2 separate regions of the Homo sapiens genome follow, and region 1 is linked to region 2. Evidence: read pairs that join two places in POLR2A ChIA-PET (ENCODE). Cell type or tissue: Caco-2. All regions are shown on one strand.

The links. ChIA-PET counts read pairs that join two places held together with the same protein. Peaks named below come from ENCODE experiments on the same cell type or tissue, not always from the same donor. Only the 100,000 strongest peaks of a DNase experiment are listed, where the experiment ranks them.
Region 1: POLR2A ChIA-PET joins it to region 2 with 5 read pairs; 2 of 35 experiments call an interaction of 5 or more read pairs at or near these places.

What each region holds. Positions count from the first base shown.
Region 1 is chr14:74,524,389-74,529,388 of GRCh38, reverse strand. It overlaps LTBP2 (latent transforming growth factor beta binding protein 2), which reads left to right. Exons shown (of 36, transcript NM_000428.3): 11 at 267-431; 12 at 691-906; 13 at 2,023-2,042; 14 at 3,275-3,314; 15 at 4,164-4,265. Among named protein-coding and RNA genes, the nearest start is that of ISCA2, 33 kb to the right of the region's middle. RefSeq lists enhancers at 632-1,133, 1,776-2,277, 4,662-5,000. In Caco-2, no CTCF peak of the experiment used is centred here; a DNase peak (open chromatin) is centred at 2,033.
Region 2 is chr14:74,112,097-74,117,096 of GRCh38, reverse strand. The region is part of intron 5 of LIN52 (lin-52 DREAM MuvB core complex component); the gene reads right to left. All of the region lies in intron 1 of LOC105370563 (a long non-coding RNA gene), which reads left to right. Among named protein-coding and RNA genes, the nearest start is that of LIN52, 30 kb to the right of the region's middle. In Caco-2, no CTCF peak of the experiment used is centred here; no DNase peak of the experiment used is centred here.

The DNA.
Region 1 (5,000 bases), 410 kb before region 2:
CCCTGCTCTCAGGTTCTCCACATGCAGGTGGGGAGTCACGAGTCTCATCAAGCACACAACATGGGCAGGTGCTGAAACATTCCACTACGCCTCTTCCTCCTAAAGTTCTTGTGAGCATTTGCAGGGCTCCAAACTTCCCAACTGAGATATGGGCCAGGCCAGTCTGAGTGCATGTGGCCAGCCACACCTCCATCCACTGCCCTCCCAGCTGCGCATTCCCCTCCCACTGGCCACCTGCCCACCTCCACGTGCTGTGTCTGTTGCAGCGGACAAGGCAATCTCCATGCTGCAGGGACTGTGCTACCGGTCGCTGGGGCCCGGCACCTGCACCCTGCCTTTGGCCCAGCGGATCACCAAGCAGATATGCTGCTGCAGCCGCGTGGGCAAAGCATGGGGCAGCGAGTGTGAGAAATGCCCTCTGCCTGGCACAGGTAACCTCCTGTTCCCATCCCAGCTTTCACTGCCCAGGGGCTCAAGGCCAGTGACCATGTTGCCAGGCCTGGGTAGACTTCCCTCAATCTGGAAGACTGAAGTAGCCTTCCCTGCCTGCTCACGTGCTTATCCCAACCTGGGGCTCCCTCCCTCCTTGCTGCCACAATTGCCGTGTCTCCCAAAGGGAGGGAAAGGAAGGCCCTGGTTTCCTGCAGGAACAGCACCTCTCAGTTTGTCCTCTGGCTGTTGGCTTTGCAGAGGCCTTCAGAGAGATCTGCCCTGCCGGCCACGGCTACACCTACGCGAGCTCCGACATCCGCCTGTCCATGAGGAAAGCCGAGGAGGAGGAACTGGCAAGGCCCCCAAGGGAGCAAGGGCAGAGGAGCAGCGGGGCACTGCCCGGGCCAGCAGAGAGGCAGCCCCTCCGGGTCGTCACGGACACCTGGCTTGAGGCCGGGACCATCCCTGACAAGGGTATCTGAGCTGGGGGAGATGCCTGAGGGATTTTCCTTTCCCCTAAGTTTCCAGCACCTCAGAGAAGTGTGGGTGTTAATCCTGGGTCCCTGGGCATCCCATCTCTGTGGCATTAGGAAAGGGAGCTTGGAGCAGCAGCACCCAACCCTGGCAGCCTTCTCTCATGGCCTGGCCCCACCCACTTCCTCTTCCATATGGGGTCAAGAGGTGCCCACGCCCCAGGGAGTTGCTTGTGGAGGTGGGAAAGATCAGCCGCAGCCCCCACCCCAGCGATCAGGCCTCTCCATCTCCTGCCCTCTGGCCATGCAGCTTCTGGGGCCGGTGCTTGCTGCAGGCCTGAATAGCTGGCAGGTGGGTCCTGGGGACCTGCATGTCAGACCCCTGGCCCGGCCTTGGAGTCAGAGTGCTAACTCCAGCTCAACGGCCTTGGACCCCAGAGGCACGGGGCTGGAGGGAGGCTGGGTATGAGGCTCTCCTTGCAAGTGCCCTGAAAACCATGGAGAAGTCATGCCCAGGTCACTGGTAACACTGAATGCAGGAGGCCTGGAACGTCATAGCGCCAGCAAACTATGTGATTGGTCAAACTGCTCCAGGAATCTGGAATAGACAGGGGAGTGAGGACAGAGCCCCAGTTGTTGTGGACACAGGACACCGGCCAAGCCAGGAGCAATTCCACTCCTTCCTCAAACTGTTCCCCTGGCCCAAAGCCCAGGGCAGGGGGCTGCATGACCCAGCCTGGCTGGGAGGCATGGGAGGGAGGAGGTAGCAGTGCAAGGAGGTGACTCCAGAATGGATGGGGTGGACAGGTCCGGGAGCAGGTGGGACTCCTGTCACCCGAGGCCTTACAGGAAAGCAGGGCCTTCCGCTTACCAAGTGAGAGGCTTCACTAAGCTATCTTCAGGCCCTCCAGACCTGGGGTTCTGGAATTTTGTGGTGGCCAGTCCCTACAGGGGTGATGGGGCAGAGGCAGGTAAGAAGAGTCCACGCTTTCTGTGCTGCTGGCCCTGCTGGGGATGTGGTCTGGGGCGCAGACTGTGAAGCCGCCCAGGTGGCGGTGAGGGGAGAAGGCAGCCAGACCCTCCTCCCTGAGCTCACGCTGTTACCTTTCCCTTCCAGGTGACTCTCAGGCTGGCCAGGTGAGTGCGTCCTCCCACTAGGGGGCCGGGCAAGCATGGCAGAGAGCAGGACCTGGTAGCAGCTCAGGCCCCAGGGCAGTGTCTCATGAGGGAGGGAGAGGGAGAAAGATGGAGTATCTGTTAGATTTTACTTGAAGAGATGACCAAGTGGGAGGATTGATCCAAAGACCCAGTTTTACCCTAAAGGAAGTGATAACAACAGCTCTTGTTTATGGAGCAGCCATTGTGCAAGCATTTTCCCATTTGGGATGGGCTGGGGCCCCTTCAGAAAGGAAGTAGGAACATGTCCTGTTAGGCCTGGCTGTCACTCAAGCTTTAAGCACTGCAGACGAGGTGTGGAGCTGCTTCCAGTTCATTCTGGGTCTGGCACTTTCTGCGCTGGTTTAGTTGAACCTCCAGGTCCCTCTGGGAGTGGTGTACAGGGAAGTGTGGGCACAGCTGTGAACAGCCTCAAACCACCTCACGGAGAAAGGTGCATCCAACTCCCTTCCCTGTGCCCAAGATTCCCCTGGGAAAACCTGGGTGTCGTCCCAGGAAAACATTCCAGAAGAGGGGATCTGCTTCTTCCCTCATCAGCCTCAGTCCCTACTCTGTCCCCTGCCCCTCCAGCCTGCATACCTGACTGTTCCCAAATACAGTTTCTTCCGGGTGCCTTGTTCTGTCCCTGGGCCACCATATGATGTCCCCCCAGGCCAAAGCTCTAACTCTGGTCCCCACAGACGCAGCCAGCCTCCAGGGCCTTTTTCACCCTCTGCCCACTCTTCTGCTGTTACATCCCCACCTCTCAGCAAATTCTGTCCACTGGCTATGTTGAGGGACACCAGGTATAACCTGTGGTCCCAGCTTCCCCACTCTGGCCCTGTGGCTCCAGGCACTCTAGTGAACCTCCAGAGCTTCTGTTACTGTGTTGAGATGCTAGGGTTATAGCTGACACCAAATTGCTGATTTTCTACCATGGACCCAACACTGAGCTGGCATAGTATGTATATCAGCTCATTTAATCATTTCAACCTCCCATCATAAGATAGTTGAGAAGGTTAATGAAGTGAGTGTGTGTAAAGTGCCTGGCAGAATGCCCAGCATAGAGTAAGAACTCATCAATACCTGGAATGAATGAAAACATGAATGAGCTCCTGGTAGGAAGCCCGGAGGTGGGGGTCAGTGTGGTGGAAGGTGGCACATCACAGGTACGGCAGAGGAGCCAAAAGTGACCTTCTCCTGTTTCTGTGCAGGTCACGACCAGTGTCACTCATGCACCTGCCTGGGTCACAGGTGAGTCCCTCTTCCTGGCGGCTCCTAGGCAAAAGAGAAGGGAGGGAAAGAGCCCTTAATCAGGAGTGGAGTTACTATGTGTGAGCTGGTTCACGCTCACACACACATCAGAGGAGGGTGAGAAGGACGTGGCCTGTGAGTGCTGTTTCTGGGAGCTCTCTATACACCTAAGGTGCTGTGAAGTCAGCGAGAGACCCCATGACGCTTCACAGATAGTTTTCTAGCCACAGAACTCTTTGCAAATTTCATGGCACCACTTAGCACATAAATCAGAACAAAGAGACAGCACTAGCTGAAACAGGTGTTTGGCTGGGTCGCTAGACTCTTTCCCCCAAGAGGTCTTGTCCTGAAACCACTACTTGCCTGTCACTGGTGTTGGGTTCAGACATTGGAAGGCTGAGCTCATGCTTCTTGTAAAACGGTAGAAGACACTGATGCCTGTCTTGCAGACTCTCAAAGCAAATAAGATGTTGGTATTTGTGGCAGAGCTCTGTAAGCTGTGAAATGCTTTGTAAGCAGAAGTGAAAGAATGTTGAAGTGGGAATTAGGAAACCCAGGTGTCAGCTGTGCCTCCGACAAGCTGACTGGCCTTGGACAAGTGACCATTTCTGCAAGCCTCAGTCTCCTGGCCCTGACATGGAGGATTAGACTGGATGTGCTCCAACGCCTGTTAGAGCTCTCAGATTCTCTAAGTGGGGCCAGATCAACTTTCAGGAGACTGGAAGGCATGGGAGTGACCCACCCCAGGCTTCACCCTTCGTTCTTGGGAGTCTGAGCACCAGGGAAGAGGGAAGGGCCATGGCCAGCCAAGGGGCCACAACCCCACCTCTTCCCCTCTCTCCTCCACAGGGAATGCCACAACCCCACCAATGCCTGAACAGGGGATTGCAGAGATACAGGAAGAACAAGTGACCCCCTCCACTGATGTGCTGGTGACCCTGAGCACCCCAGGTAGCTGCAGCCAGACCTTTGGGGCTCCCTGCACCCTGCCCTGTGAGCTGTGTCTGTCCAGAGCCAACTCCAGGGCAGGGGCATGAATGGAATGCCCCCTCACCTTTCCAACTAGGTAAAGTCCCCAGCAGGCTCCCAGCTGGGCTGTGCACCCCTGGCCTCATCTTACAAAGAACACAGGGTCCCTCTTGTGAAAACAAGAGCCCTGCCTGGAGCACTGCCCAAGCCCAGAAGGGGGAAGAGAAGGGACACCATGGGAGAAGGAAGCCAGGGGTCTTCCAGGAGAATCTGGGGGTCCCTCTCAAGGAAGGGGAGCATGGGGAGTGAGGGCCACTGGGATCCTGGCTCTTCCAGGCCACTCCCCTGAGTCAGCAGAGTGCCTGGCAGCGAGCAGCTGCCTGCCCACGGGGAGGGCTGATTTTCGGGAAGGAACATGGTTCTATTTCTCAAGGTTGTTTAACCAAGCCTGCATTCCTCTCCCTCTGGTCAGCTACAGTGATGGGGGCGAGGGGCGGGTGTGGGGGCGATCCTGGCAAATCCACCTTGCTCTGGAATGTGCCCTCCTTAAAGGCTCATTGTCTGGGGACTTGGTGCAGGAGAAGCAAGGCGGGTGTTGTTGCCGCTGCTCCCTGTACACGTGTGTGCCCGCTCCTGGGGCTCCTGCTCTCTTAACCTTACGACTGGGTCCAGAGACCCAGTCACCTTGTGTTGGGGGTGAGGGTGGTCAGGGGGTTC
Region 2 (5,000 bases):
AACAGTCCACAGAAGAGCTCAAAAATTTAACTGCCTAGAAAATTCAGAGATTTAAGTACAATTTTGTTTCTAAAATGGCATACAACTTTTCCTTATTTTTTTAAGTAGTATTTTTTTCCTATTCAACAGACTAGAATGTGTTTTTGTTAATTTGGAAAATTCAGAAAATTTTAAAAACCACTCAAGATAGTCATTAAAACATACTGGTGTATTTCCTTCCAGCCATTTGTCTATGTCCATGCTCTCAAAAGAAAAAAAAAAAAAAACACCTGCTGTAAAATTGTATGTTCTGCATTTTGTCACTTGCTATTATCCTTATATATAATGAATACCTTTCTGTCATGAAATGCCCTTTAGTGCTTTTTTTCTTTTCTTTTTTTTTTTTTTAGAGACATAGTCTTACTCTGTCACCCAGGCTGGAGTGCAGTGGCACAATCTTGGCAGCTCACTGCAAGCTCCACCTCCCAGGTTCAAGTGATTCTCCTGCTTCAGCCTCCAGAGTAGCTGGGATTACAGGTGTCCACCACTACGAGTGACTAATTTTTGTATTTTTAGTAGAGACGGGGTTTCACCAGCTTGGCCAGGCTGGTCTCGAACTCCTGATCTCAAATGATCCGCCTACCTCAGCCTCTCAAAGTGCTGGGATTACAGGCGTAAGCCACAGTGGCCAGCCCCTTTAATGTTTTTTAATGACCACATTGTATTCTACTGTATGGGTAACACTATAATTCACCTGGTATTTCCCAAATGTTGAACTTTGTTTTATTATGTATTTTTTTTATTTTTTATTTTTTGAGACAGAGTCTCACTCTGTTGCCCAGGCTGGAGTGCAGTGGCTTAATCTTGGCCCACTACAACCTCCACCTCCTGTGTTCAAGCGATTCTCATGCCTCAGTCTCCCCAGTAGCTGAGACCACAGGCATGTGCCACCACACCCGGTTAATTTTTGTATTTTTAGTAGAGACAGGGTTTCACCATGTTGGCCAGGGTGGTCTCAAACTCCCAATCTCAGGTGATCTGCCCACCTTGGCCTCCCAAAGTGCTGGGATTATGGCATGAGCCACCATGCCTGGCCCATTTTCTTATTTATCACACTTTCTGCAGAATTACATGGAATGCTACTTTGAAACCAACACCATCCAAATTAATTTATACTCTGCCTACTCTCCAACCCCCTTCCCCTACAAAAAATCAGAAGAGAATGAAACACCACAAGCATTTTATGGTAAAATCCTCTTTGTGTGTAAAGCCATTTCAGAGGCAATGTTGGGTTTATGAAATAACTTGACTAACGGATAAAAGATTTGAATGTTTACAAGCCTTAAAGGTAATTTGAAGATTTGTATATCCTAATTTGTTAACCAAGGGAAAAATGAGAAATAATGGCATGGTTTACTTCACATTATCATAAAACATTTCAAAAAATAAAATACTTAAGGCTAAATTGACAATTTCTAATTAAGAATAACCATGATCCCTTCAAAGTGGAGTTCCTAGATTTTATGCTGTAACCTAAATAGGTGCAAAGCTAATGACTATGGCAAGATGGTAAAGTAATGCATAAAACAAAGAAAACAAGGATAAGTTTCCATCAGTATTTGCAATGCAGATTTCAACACAGTCTTTGGGGTGCTTTTCAATCAAGTTCTCTGGCTTTATTTTTCAGGTTAAAATAATTTAAATTTATACTTTCTTGAACTTCCAGCCCTCATCAACAGATAGGATCAAGAAACATGGAAAAAAAAAGTTCGCCTTCACAATAGAAGAAATGAACATTAGAACAAGACAATATTTTGCCTATCAAGTTGGCAATGACTTTAAATAATTATAATACTTGTTATTAGCAAGGATATGGAGTGGGGAGTACCTTTTTGGAAGATAATTTGGCAATCTGTTTCCCTCTCAATCACTAATTTCCAATTGCATGTAAATTGCAGTCATAATACCTAATGGGAATTATCCCAGTGCTGATATAATCCAATGTCGCTTATTTAAAACATGAGCAACAACAAATATTTTGGACCAATTCCTGTTACTTCAAATTTAAACTTCTGAAACTTTTTTCCAGTTAACAAAGAATTGGATGTCTACTGTATAGAGAGGCCATAACAACTTTTTAAACTTGTAGGAAAGTTCAGGAAAAGTTCATAGGTAGGGAACCGAAAGAAAAAGCACTATTGTGGAAGAAAACCATACAAAAGTCAGTCATTCTACTTAGCAGCCTAATGACCAGCCAAAGAAAATAGGGACTTCACAAGTCAACTTCTGAAGTTATGTACATCCTATTTCACATATTGATTTCTTTGAGATCAAATAACTCACCATTCACTATCTAAAACATTACCTGTTGCCTAGGTAATATGACTGAACTAGATATCTTATTAATAACACTAACCTCTAGCCTCTACAAATGACATTTACTTATTTCTAAGAAAATAAAGATGCCTGCCTACAAAGGAGCAAGTAAAAGAATTATGTGATTTTTGTTGTTGTTGTTGTTGTTAAGCAGGCATCTAGCCTCCTTCTGACTTCCCTGTCATTAATTAGGCTAAAACATCATGGTAAGCTCTAATTTCAGCTTATCCCGTAACATCCCCATCCAGACATTTACCTACTCCTAAAAATTCCAAATCTGAAAAATCTATTGTCAGTGCACTTCTTCCCATTCTCACTGCCATCATCCATTCAAGCTCTCAATCCTTCACCCTGGATTCCCACTGTAACTTCCTGCCTCCTCTCTCTACCATCCTACTCTATCCTGTGCACCAATGCCTCCTAAAGGTGTGTATCTTTCCTATTCAAAAATCTTCAGTGGTAGAACTTTTAATGACACAGGAAAATGCTTAAGATAGAATAAAATTTTTTAAAGCACAAGTTAAAACTACACACACACACACACACACACACACACACACACACACTAATCTCAGTTATATTAAAAAAGCATTTCTGGCCGGGCGCTGTGGCTCACACCTGTAGTCCCAGCTACTTGGGAAGCTGAGGTGGGGGACTTGCTTGAGCCCGGGAGGTAGGGGTTGCAGTGAGCCAAGATCACACCATTGCACTCCAGCCTGGGTGACAGAGGGAGACCCTGTCTCAAAAAAAGAAAAGAAAAGAAAAAAAAAAGAAAAGAAAGAAAAATAGCATTATCTGTGTACATGGTACATGAATGGATGCAAGTATACATATAAACACACACATAGACACATAAAGGGACTAAAAGTGGGGCCAGGAAACACATGAAATGTTAATAGTGGTTATCTCTCAGTGGTAAGGCTATGGTTTGTTGGTGGTTTTCTTTTTTTTACTTTCTTCTTTATTTTTACAATAAAAAAAATTGTAGTAAAATCTCTTTTAGTAAAGGGTCTCCCCAAACCATCTACAACACACACAGTTAATTTGACAGCATTAAGATACTTTTTAAAGAACATTTCACATGCTCCCTACTACCACTGAGAATAACTCCTTGACCCCTGGAGTTCAAGGCCCTCCTCAGTCTGGCCCCTCTATCTCCTTCCTAGTCTTAGTCATTATGAGACCTAACATAACCTGGGGTCTAGATTCAACCACTCGCACCGTTCCTTGAGCAGAGCTGTTGCTTTCAAACTCTTTAACATTCACTCTACCTAGAATATGCTCCCTTTCCATTTCTACCCATCTTTGTGTTCTTTAAGGTTTTCTTTCTTTCCTTCCTTCCTTTTTTTTGAGACAGAGTCTTGCTCTGTTGCCCAGGCTGGAATGCAGTGGCATCATCTCAGTTCACCGCAACCTCTGCCTCCCAGATTCAAGTCATTCTCCTGCCTCAGCATCCCGGGTAGCTGAGATTACAGGCGCCCGCCACCACGCCTGGCTAATTTGTGTATTTTTAGTAGAGGCGGGGTTTCACCATGTTGGCCAGGCTGGTCTCAAACTCCTGGCCTCAGGTGATCACCCAACTCAGCCTTCCAAAGTGCTGGGATTACAGGCGTGAGCCACCGCACCTGGCCAGGTTTATTTCCAATGTTCCAGAAATTGCAAATATTACCATACTCATTTCCCTTGTCTATAACAGACATCACTAATTGCCTTCTCTGAATCTAGGCTCCCTCTCAAAATCTTTCTCAATTCAATGGTCCTAGGCAGGTCTTAACTAAATAAAATGAAGTTTATCTGCCACTCCTGTAGCAATCTAATGCAATTGCCTCTTCTCCCCCATCCATATAGTTCTTTGTACTCTCATAGAGCTTTTCTCCTCTATATTTTTTTAAGAATCATTTACCTTAGTTGTCTTATCTTCCTTTCCTACTAGATTTTAATCTACAAGAGGGCAGTAATTATCTTCCTATCCCCTACATAGCCTTGTATGAAGTAGTCACCCAAACAGTTGCTGAACAGGACACTTCATTCTTTTGTTATTCAAAATGGCTAAATATTTGAAAGCTTTATTTTAAAACAATTAAATTTTTCTTGAAGGACTAATTAGTCCAATGTAGTTTCATCAACTTTAGCTAACATTCCTGTTTAATGTAATAGAGCATTGCCTGATACCACATGAAAACCAACAGAGTCCAAGGATACAAGATAAGTCACTGGTAGGGGAAAGTATTGAGACAAGAGAACTTAACCCATTTTTAGGGTCTTATATGCAGATATAAAAACTATTGAATTAACCACATTTTTAGAATTTTTTTCTACTAAGTGGGAGAATCGCTTGAACCGGAGGCAGAGGTTGCAGTGAGCCGAGATTGTGCTGCTACACTCCAGCCTGGGCAACAGAGGGAAACCCTGTCTCAAAAAAAAATTTAAAAAAAAACAAACAAACAAGGAAATATGTAAAAAAAGATGAAGAGATAAAAAAGAAAAACAAAAAGCTAAAAATAAAAATCAACAAGGTATCAACAAAGCTAGGCAAGTAGTCTGGTAAAAATCACAAGAAGGGGCCAGGTGCTGTGGCTCATGCCTGTAATCCCAGAACTTTGGGAGGCCGAGGTGGGCGGATCACCTGAGTTCAGGAGTTCAAG